Linked DNA regions of Homo sapiens: region 1 is linked to region 2. A link is an interaction called in ENCODE POLR2A ChIA-PET data of the cell type or tissue named here. Cell type or tissue: GM12878. All regions are shown on one strand. Links, peaks and the distances in the headings refer to the core of each region. The heading gives the core; the rest is flanking DNA.

Region 1 (5,193 bases), core at 1,256-3,755, 470 kb after region 2:
AGGCTGAGGTGGGAAGGTCACTTGAGTGCAGGATTGAGCCCATAACCATGCTACTGCACACCAGCCTGGGCAACAAAGCAAGACTTCGTCTCAGAAAATAAAATAACATTTTTGACCAGGCGTGGTGGTGGCTCACACCTGTAATCCCAGCATTTTGGGAAGCCGAAGTGGGCGGATCACCTGAGGTCAAGCGTTCATGACCAGCCTGACCAACATGGCAAAACCCCGTCTCTACTAAAAATACAAAAATTAGCCAGCCGTGGTGGCGCACGCCTGTAATCCTAGCTACCTGGGAGTCTGAGAGAGGAGAATCATTTTGAACCCAGGAGGCGGAGGTTGCAGTGAGCCGAGATTGCACCACTGCACTCCAGCCTGGATGATAGTGTGAGGCCCCGTCTCAAAGAAAGAAAGAGAGAGAGAGAGAGAGAGAGAGAGAGAAAGGAAAAGAAAAGAAAAATATCTTTTTTTTTTTTTTAAAGACAGAGTCTCGCTCTGTCGCCCAGGCTGGAGTGCAGTGGTGCGATCTTGGCTCACTGCAACCTCCGCCTCCCGGGTTCATGCCGTTCTCCTGCCTCAGCCTCCCAAGTAGCTGAGACTACAGGCGCCCGCCACCAAGCCCAGCTAATTTTTTGTATTCTTTAGTAGAGACAGGGTTTCACCGTGTTAGCCAGGATGGTCTCGATCTCCTGACCTCGTAATCCGCCCGCCTCGGCTTCCCAAAGTGCTGGGATTACAGGCGTAAACCACCACGCCCAGCCAATTAAAATAAAAATTTTAAAGAAACAACCAATTCGCTTACTCAGGTGTCATGGGTGAGAGCCTCTGTAATTGCAAAATTTTGACTGAGACAGTGAAAGAGATCTAACTTAACTGACTCCATCTTGCTTCTAACCTCCAAGCTGCCTTTATTCATTCCCAGGCATAGGCTGAACTAACTTTGGGAGAAACTTAGTTTATAATTTAGACAAAGAGGATAACAGCCCTTTCCCAAAGCAGACCTCCTTCTTGCCTGGGGACTAGATTGCCTTTGTAGGACTAACATTAGCCACAAGATTAGAAATTATGGTTTAGGGCTGGGCACGGTGGCTCATGCCTGTAATCCCAGCACTTTGGGAGCCATAGGAGGGCGGATCACCTGAGGTCAGGAGTTCAAGACCAGCCTGGGCAACATGGTGAAAACCTGTCTCTACTAAAAATAAAAAATAAAATTAGCTGGGTGTGGTGGCGTGCACCTGTAACCCCAGCTACTAGGGAGGCTGAGGCAGGAGAATTACTTCAACTCGGGAGGTGGAGGTGGCAGTGAGCCAATATCACACCACTGCACTCCAGCCTGGGTGACAGAGCAAGACTCCATCTCGAAAAAAAAAAAGAAATTATGGTTTAGGAGTCACGCAGCTGGAAGCTACAAGATTCTGACCTTCCCTAAACTGCTCCTAAGATCAGTGCTTGAGGTATTTTGTAGACCCTGCTCTTGGTGGATCAGCTGGCCCCCACCCAGATCAATAAACTGGCTTAGCTGATCTTGTGGCCCCCACCCAGGAACTGACTGAGAGCAAGAAGACAGCTCTGATTCCCTGTGATTTCATCTCTAACTAATCAGCACTCCTGGCTCACTGGCTTCCCCTGACCCACCAAGTTATCCTTAAAAACTCTGCTCCCAGAATGTTCGGGGAGACTGATTTGAGTAATAATAAAACTCCGGTCTCCCGCACAGCCGGCTCTGTGTGAATTACTCATTATTGCAATATCCCTGTCTTGAAGAATTGGCTCTGTCTAGGCAGTGGGCAAGGTGAACCCCTTGGGCAGTTACACCTCTGGCAAGAAGACACACCAAATGCAATCCCTGTGGGTCACTGGATCAGAGTCCTCCCGCTCTCCTTCCTGGAACTCAGTCAGCACTTTGGTCCCTGTGGCTCTGACCACTCTGAGGGAGCAAGCAGGCAGTTTGTACCAGGAGGGTCTTATAGTAACAACCCCGTGAGTCCCTTCTCCAAGCCGTGTAAATCCAATCCTTATTGGTTTGCTTAGCTAGGGGTCAGTTCAAGTCCTCAGGTACCAGATCTCAAGCCTGAGTGAGCATCAGTACCACCTGAGGAATTTGTCGACCCACAACTTCAGGGCCCCACACCCCAGAGGTTCTGATGCAGGAGACCTGAGACAGTTTCGCAGGCTAATCTGAGGATCTGCTTCTCTGGGTGTGTTTCCTTAGGTAATCACCTACGGAAATAACCACACACAGAGCAGCTGTATCAGAACAGTCGCAACCCTTTGCTAACTCAAGGCTCCTCTATCCTGGCTGCAAACTAGCATCACTTGACGAGCTTTAACAGTCCAGTGCTCAGGCCCCACCCAGACCAATGAAGTCAGAAATTCTGGGGTGGAACCCAGGCATCGGCATGTTTTTAAAACTCCCCAGGTGACTCTGAAGCATGGTGACAATTGAGAACGGCTTTTCCCACCTCTAGTGACACAAGACCCTCATCAATTCTCCTCAAAAGCAATTTTTCTGCTTCCTTAATTCTCGTTCTCCAAGCCAATTCTCATCTCATTCTTCTCCCCAGTGGTTCAGATTTATGTAGTCAGGGAGTGGGAGTGATGAGTATTGTTTTCTTTCTTTCTTTTTTTTTTTTTTTTTTTTTTGAGACAGCGTCTCACTCTGTTGCCCATGCTGGAATGCAGTGGCACAATCTTGGCTCACTGCAGCTTGGACCAAATGGGCTTAAACAATCCTCCCACCTCAGCCACCTGAGTAGCTGGGACTACAGGCATGCACCACCATGCCCAATTAATTTTTTTTTTTTTTTTTTGTAGAGACCAAGTTCTCCAGACTGGTCTCCTGAGCTTAAGCCATCCTCCTACCTCAGTCTCCCAAAATGCTAGGATTACAGGTGTGAGCCACCGTGCCCAATCTGAGTATTGCTTGCTTGCTTTCTTTCTTTCTTTCTTTCTTTCTTTCTTTCTTTCTTTCTTTCTTTCTTTCTTTCTTTTCTATTCTTTTCTTTTCTTTTCTTTTCTTTTCTTTTCTTTTTTAATTGAGACAGAGTCTCACTCTGTCGCCCAGGCTGGAGTGCAGTGGTGCAATCTCGGCTCACTGCAAGCTCCGCCTCCCGGGTTCACACCATTCTCCTGCCTCAGCCTCCCGAGTAGCTGGGACCACAGGCGCCTGCCACCACACCCAGCTAATTTTTTGTATTTTTAGTAGAGACGGGTTTCACCATGTTAGCCAGGATGGTCTCAATCTCCTGACCTTGTGATCTGCCCGCCTCGGCCTCCCAAAGTGCTGGGATTACAGGCGTGAGCCACCGTGCCCGGCCTTGTTTTCTTAATTCTCCAGATGATTCCAATCCACAGCCAGAGTTAGGACCCACTGCTGCCCAGCATCTTCCGCAACCTCCTCTAGGCTACCTGCCCAGCTTCTTCTGAGGCAGAGAGAAAAAGAAAGGAACATAGAAACATAGAACATAGAAAGGAAGAGAGCAAGGATGAGCCCCCAAAGGGACTTGATGATCAAAGCAGCATAAAGGTCTACCCCTTCACTGCTGGTCAAGAGTTTGTTCCAAAGTTCACAACAAACCCACACTAGAACCCAAGGCTCTGATGAAAGCCTATTTCTTGAGGTGAATATGGGCCAGAAAAGGTAAGTTTCTTCACCTCCACCCTCAGATGGCTCTTGGGAAAAGCCCTCTGAAAAAGGCAACTAGCTTCCAAGTAGAAGGTTCAAAGGGCAAAAGTCCGTTGGGGGGCCCAGCATCTGACTGTTCCACCTCATTAGCCACAAGTACATGAGATCAGTCATTCTGGTACCAGGAGAAGCTGCACGAGGACACCTGGCCAAAGCTCTCAGACACACAGAGATCCAAAGTCCTTCACAGCCCACAGCGGCTCTGGCAGACTCAGGGTAAGCTGTCTGCCCCCTTCCCACAGCAACCCTCAGCCCCCACCAGCACCCTGAAAGGCAAAAGCACGAAATACCCTTCTCAGCCAAGTTGAACCTGGAATCATATCTTCTGTTCATTCATCCAGCCAACATTTATTGAAGAACCCACTACATGCAATTCACTGTGGCCACATGTGTATGACACGAAGAATCTTTGCCTGATCCCTGAAGAACAGTACTCTGTAAACAAAGAGCCCTGAACTGCCAGGTACTGCTGACTCACTGGTACAGGGGACATACTGAAGGCATAGATGGTAAAAATGTCCTGGTAGTGTCCTGAATGGCAAAACAACTAGGTCTCAGTGTGGGCAAGTGTAGGTAAGGCAAGAACAGTCATGTCCACCTGTGAACAGTGGGCCAAAACACCTTGGCTCTGAGGAAAGGACAGTCGGGTGGAGCTGGACTTCTGGACACCTATCCTCTTGCTGAGAGGAAAGTTCCACCTCTCTTGCAAAACAGAAAGAAAAGGCTCAGCCCTCCTTTCTGATCCCTGAGCTATTGTGAAGTAAAATGTAAACTGCTTTTAAGTCATCCAAAGACAGCATGCGGAAGGTAAAGCTTTTAGAAATCAATAAGATGCATATGATATGAATATAACTTGCAGTAATAGATACTATTTTTAACTGACAACTGTGTGCCAGGTCACTATGTACTTACACCTATCTTCTAATTTAATCTGACAGAGAGTAAGTTTTATTATCTTTATTTTACACTTGAGAAAACTGAGGTCAGGCAGTGACTAGCTCCAAAGCCTACATCCATTCCACCACACCACATACCTCCCTAACTGTATGCAAGAATGTGAGACGGGGAGTGGGATTATCTCCCCCTGTGGTAATGGAGATGCCTAGAACTTCAGAGCACTGGGGCAGTCCACGAATTTCTCCAAGAAGTCAGAATAAGCAGCTTCAGGAGGTGCCATCTGCACACCTCTCTGTTTGGGAAAAGCAACCATTTCTACTACCCTAGACAGGACAGTGAGGCTCCTTCAAAACTCAGAATTCCTTCACTCACTCACTCATTCATTCATTCATTAAGCTTATATTGAGTACCCACTGTGTTCCAGGCCCTGTGCAGGCTCTGAGATTAAGATCCAGTCTCCAGCCTTCACTCAAAAGTGGACATTGACAATTACAAGAATCAGTTGCTATGAAAGTCACTGAGAGGCAACCTATCTACCCACACGTCACTGGAGGAGTGAATGGGGTGCAGGCAAGCACCAGGATCACTGTTATCTGGACTGAGTGCATGGAGGC
Region 2 (5,193 bases), core at 1,257-3,756:
CAAAAAGAATTTGCAGGCATGGTTGGCAAGGCATTGGGAGAATTTTTTGAAAACCTATCAGGAATGAAGGAAATCCCCAACTCAGGAACACAGAAATAGTGGATCGATACCCAGCAAAATTCTAGAGCAGATTATTAACAGATAATGTGTGGGCTCTTAGAAAATAATGCAGTGATCAGTACCAAGCCAGAATGAGCTCACTAAAGACATTTTTAAAACAAGTCCTAAATTCAAAGGACTTCCGTGGACTTCAAACGTGTCAAATATTTGCAAGATATTTAATAATTTGTTTTTCACTATATCAATGGGAAAAATATATATATATTATCATTTGTTGAGTGTTGTGTTTATCACAGGCCCTGTTGTACTACATATGTAATAAGAACTAACATTTATTTATCAAGGGCTTAATGTGCATGAAGTGTTGTTCTAAATGCTTTGCATACATTAATTCACTTAATCTTCACTACAACCTCATGAAGTAGGTGCAATCCTTATTATAGATAAGGAAACTATCTTTAATACAGAAGAATTAACTAACTTGCCCAAGAACACAGAGTTAGTAAGGGAAGACCTGGCATACAAATACAGTTTGACAAGCCCAAAGCCTGCATTCTTAAATTCTATACTTTGTTACCTCCCAATGTTATCTGTAATCCCCACCACAAAACTATAATTTTGGTATTGTTACACCCATTTTATGAATAAGGAGACTGAGGATTGGAGTATTGAATAGAAAAATCCAGTAGAATCTAGTAAGTAGTAAGACTAAGGCTCAAACCTAAGTTCATTTGGATCTAGACTGTATCCTCTATTCACTTTGTCATTCTGCGTAATGCTAGACTTGGTGAATTCTCAGCTGAAAGAACGGCCATGTATAAATATACAATTTAGAAAAATGTCCCTATTGTTACACCTCATGATTTTATCCTTCACTTTGACCTGTTCACATTGATCTTATGTAAATTCACACAAGGTATGCCCATTAAATGTACAAATAGCAAATTTTGAGATCGGTATATGATGATCATGTCCTAATGATCTCCAGCTAATATGTTTATTTACAGCATAAATTAAAGATTGAAAATCATCTGAACAAACTGGAAAGATAGACTGAAACTGTCAAAATAGAATTTAATGGAGATAACTATATATTTATACAGTAGTTTTATAAAAATGAGTTGTAATGTCTGGAAGAAGGGATCCTGAATTTTTAGTATTTGTTGTGTAACGCGCTCATAGTAATTAAGGAAAAGATTTTCTGAAAGGATATTAGAAATTCTCATAAAATCAATTTGTGCAAAATACAGCTAGGACTCACAGAAAGAAGAAAATCACCAATTGGCTATGCTTTCCGAATCTACTTTTCTCTGGATGTATGATCTGTTCTCCTCCTGGGAAACCAGATTCCACTGTAAGCCTGTCATATTCTACTCCACAATAACTTCAGTTTGAACATACCCAGCTCTGTTTGCTAAGAGATGAGTCTGGTTTGAATAGCACAGGGCTTTAAAGCTCTAGTTACACTGTCTAACTGCGGTTTCTGTACCTCTAGTTCAAATTAATGAGCGTAGTATCTTCCCAGATCCAATAAGCTATTGCCAGAAAAAGGAGGTTATTTGGTACAAGCATGACCTCTATGTCATCTCTTTAGAAAGGAATCCCAAAAGTGGAAAAGGACTACATGCTCAAAATAATTCACCAATGTGATAAAACAACTGAAACTATCATAGATAACAATAAAACAAGTGGAAACCAGATGAGTACAGTAATACTCTGACAGGGCAACAATATTTGAATCACATTTGAAGAGACGTGAACAAACTGTAGCAAGTCTAAAAATAAGAAAGATAAAACTAATAAAGTAGTCTGAAATAATACCATGTGCAGAAAGAAACAAGGATGTCACATAAAGAAACCAGAGATATTTATAAGGACACCTTTACAAAAAAGAACAGATCTGGCCTTGAGTTTTCAAAAGATATAATGTGAAATGCAGCTACTCTACTTGATCTATCATAGCTGGCTGAAGTCTAACAATCAACAAGCTTCTGTTCTCCCACACTACCCTCACCTTTCTTCTAGGACTCCTAGTAGGAGGATGCTAAGTTTGGTTCTCTATCTGTATTGTGGGTGAGAGGGGCTGTTTGTTTGTTTTAGAGACAGGGTCTTGCTCTGTTGCCCAGGCTAGAGTGGAGTAACATGATCATATCTCACTGTATCCTCAAACTCCTGGGCTCAAGTATTTGACCTGCATAATAAATGTCTACGCCTCATGCCACTAGGTGGCAATGTGGGTGTTATACTGAAAAGATCACAGATGGTTCACTTTGCAAGTAAAACTGTAAATGTTCTTAAGTGTGCATTTCTGCTGCTTCTGATGGGCTGAAAATCCCCTTTGATTTCTAAAGTAAATGTAGAGACGTTTTAAAAATAAAGGACTCCTTTGTCCAAGATATATTCCGAAATCCTCCAACAGAGACCTGTGTGAGCTTCTGCTGCAGTAATAATGGTGAAGATCCGGCAATTTTTGTTGGCTATTTTGTGGCTTCAGCTAAGCTGTAAGTTGGGGAGTTTCAGGACATGAGATATTTTTCAAAATTCTGGGGAGGGGAGAGAAGGGACTCCAAGTGGCTAATCTGGAGGCCCTCCTGAAAATGTGTAAAGAAATGTGTATAAATATTGCAATAATTGTAATATTCTGTATCTGATGATGTCTTTGAGAACAGGTGTAAGTGCCGCCAAAAATGAAGTGGAGCAGAGTCCTCAGAACCTGACTGCCCAGGAAGGAGAATTTATCACAATCAACTGCAGTTACTCGGTAGGAATAAGTGCCTTACACTGGCTGCAACAGCATCCAGGAGGAGGCATTGTTTCCTTGTTTATGCTGAGCTCAGGGAAGAAGAAGCATGGAAGATTAATTGCCACAATAAACATACAGGAAAAGCACAGCTCCCTGCACATCACAGCCTCCCATCCCAGAGACTCTGCCGTCTACATCTGTGCTGTCAGACACAGTGCTCCCCAGGCACCTGGAGCCCGTACCTAAACTCTAAAGTTGAGGCATCATTTCTTACTCCTGTCTTTCAGACTTGTCTGTCTCTATCCTTGGTCAGATGATGTAAAATGTTTAAGTTTTTAAAATATAATATTCTCCCCTTCTAGACCATCTCTCTTCTCTACAACATCATCACCAATTATGTTAACCAGACAGTATGTGATTTTTATCTTGAAAGTAAAATATACAGGGTATAAAAATCCCGATTCTGCTACTTATTAACTGGATGATCTTGACAAAGTTACTTAACTTCTCTGTGCTTCAGTTTTCCCTCAGCTATAAAAAGGAAACAGTGTTAGCCATGGTACGTAACCCCAATTGTGGGGATTACATGAGGTAATATACACAAAGGGCTTGACACATTTCCTGGCACGTAGTGTTACATAAGGGGTATCAATTATTAGTATTAGTTTTAGATGTACCATGAGTTTGCTAATATTCACTATGGATTAATACCACAGATCATTGGAGAAGTATGTGGAATATAAATAATAAGCACCTTATAATAATTTTAGTTTTTAGATTCTTTCCTAATGATGTCCAGCACTTGGCCTTTTTAATAGTGTTAAGAAAAACAGGGAGTAGCTGTAGAAAACGTAATAGAAGGATGACTCTATGGTTTGGTTTGTGGTGTGGAAATGAAAGACTGGTAAGAGATGTTTCTGAGGAAGCTCAGCTGCTTCTTTGGAAAAAAGGACAGGTTCTAAGTTTTCATGTGGAGATCTCTAATGGAAACTTGCATTTGTGGAAATTCATGAAGCAAAATATCAAACCCAGTGTATCTAAATCAACGGTTCTGTATATCCCCCAAGGATTCTTTACATTACTATTCCCAATCCCAGTGGAATTCTTATATCAAAACAAGTTTTATGATTATAATTGTTCTTATTACTCAACAACATCAATCACATATATTAAATTACAGCTACATTCTTTTTTAAAATCAAAGGCTTTTTAAATCAAAATACTACCTGCACATATCTAAAAAGCCAATAGTATTATAAAGGTCTGTTCCTTCCTTAGCCCATCAAGAAAACAGAAATACCATGCTCTACCCCCACCTTCCAATTCAAATCCATTCTAGCAATTTCTAATTAATATGTATATACTCTTGATTTATCATTATTAAGCATTATCTATTGACTTCCTTCTATGGCAGCATGCAAATACTCTCACTTTCTCAACATAGTTATATATATATCATAAGCTGGGGTTAAATAGACAGTCAGTGCATATATGATTATGACCACATGAATATTGCCACTGTCCAACCAAAATGACAACTATGAGTATATATCCTTTCTGGTACAACGTATTTTCTTAGTTAATAATTACATTTTTTTCATTTATTCTATGTCAATGTGCTATTTTTTCTAAGTTCTTCAACACAGTCTTAAAAATATTTATTAATAATTTCTCTCAAATGCTTCAAGCACCTTAATTTCTTTTTTTTCCCCTCAAGATTCCCTTTCCTTTGACCTCCATTGTTTCTCTGTGTGAACTGATTGCTCTATAAGCATAAATGTGATTCTAGACATTTTAGTACCACTCTCCCAAGTTGGCATTCTTGCATTTTGGATCTCATATCTTCATTTCCCAAAGACAAATACTAGAGAGAAAAAAGGGAGAGGAAGAAGAAGGAGAAAGAGAAAGGAGAAAGAAACACTCTTGGGCTCACTTTTGAACAATGAGAGAAACAAATGAATAAATGGTTCCTGCCCTCCCCCATGCCCTGCAGGAGGAAAAGTCTGCGGCATATTCCAAAAGACTCTTCAGAAGGTCATGCCAGGATCAGGCACCAGTCATGCACATGGTGGCCAGCTCCATTATGCACCATTGCATTGGCTCTCTCCACTACCCAAATTTGCTCTCTTGATCCCTCACTCCTGCTCCATGAGATCAGTTCCCAAAAATGCCCTGCATGCAAACCTTTATCTCAGTCTCAGCTTTTAAGGGAATGTAAGCTAAGACATGCCTTTTCTCCCTGTGAATAGAGAGGACACGGAGCCAGAAGACACAACCCTGCCCGTCTGCTCTCAGTAGTGCCTCATCCCCTTCAAAAGCCCTAGATACTGGCCTATGCAGCTGTCCCAGGGACTACTGACCACAGCTTCTCTATCGGTGATACATGTTCC

What was found. Peaks named below come from ENCODE experiments on the same cell type or tissue, not always from the same donor. Only the 100,000 strongest peaks of a DNase experiment are listed, where the experiment ranks them.
Region 1: POLR2A ChIA-PET joins it to region 2 with 8 read pairs; 1 of 35 experiments calls an interaction of 5 or more read pairs at or near these places.

Annotation. Positions count from the first base shown.
Region 1 is chr14:22,792,459-22,797,651 of GRCh38, forward strand. All of the region lies in intron 2 of SLC7A7 (solute carrier family 7 member 7), which reads right to left. Among named protein-coding and RNA genes, the nearest start is that of SLC7A7, 20 kb to the right of the region's middle. RefSeq lists an enhancer at 4,056-4,125. In GM12878, for the core only: no CTCF peak of the experiment used is centred there; a DNase peak (open chromatin) is centred at 2,273; H3K4me3 peaks cover 758 bases; H3K27ac peaks cover 2,271 bases.
Region 2 is chr14:22,317,679-22,322,871 of GRCh38, forward strand. It overlaps TRA and TRAV41. Among named protein-coding and RNA genes, the nearest start is that of TRD-AS1, 160 kb to the right of the region's middle. In GM12878, for the core only: CTCF peaks have their summits at 2,276 (motif pointing right) and 2,858; a DNase peak (open chromatin) is centred at 2,313.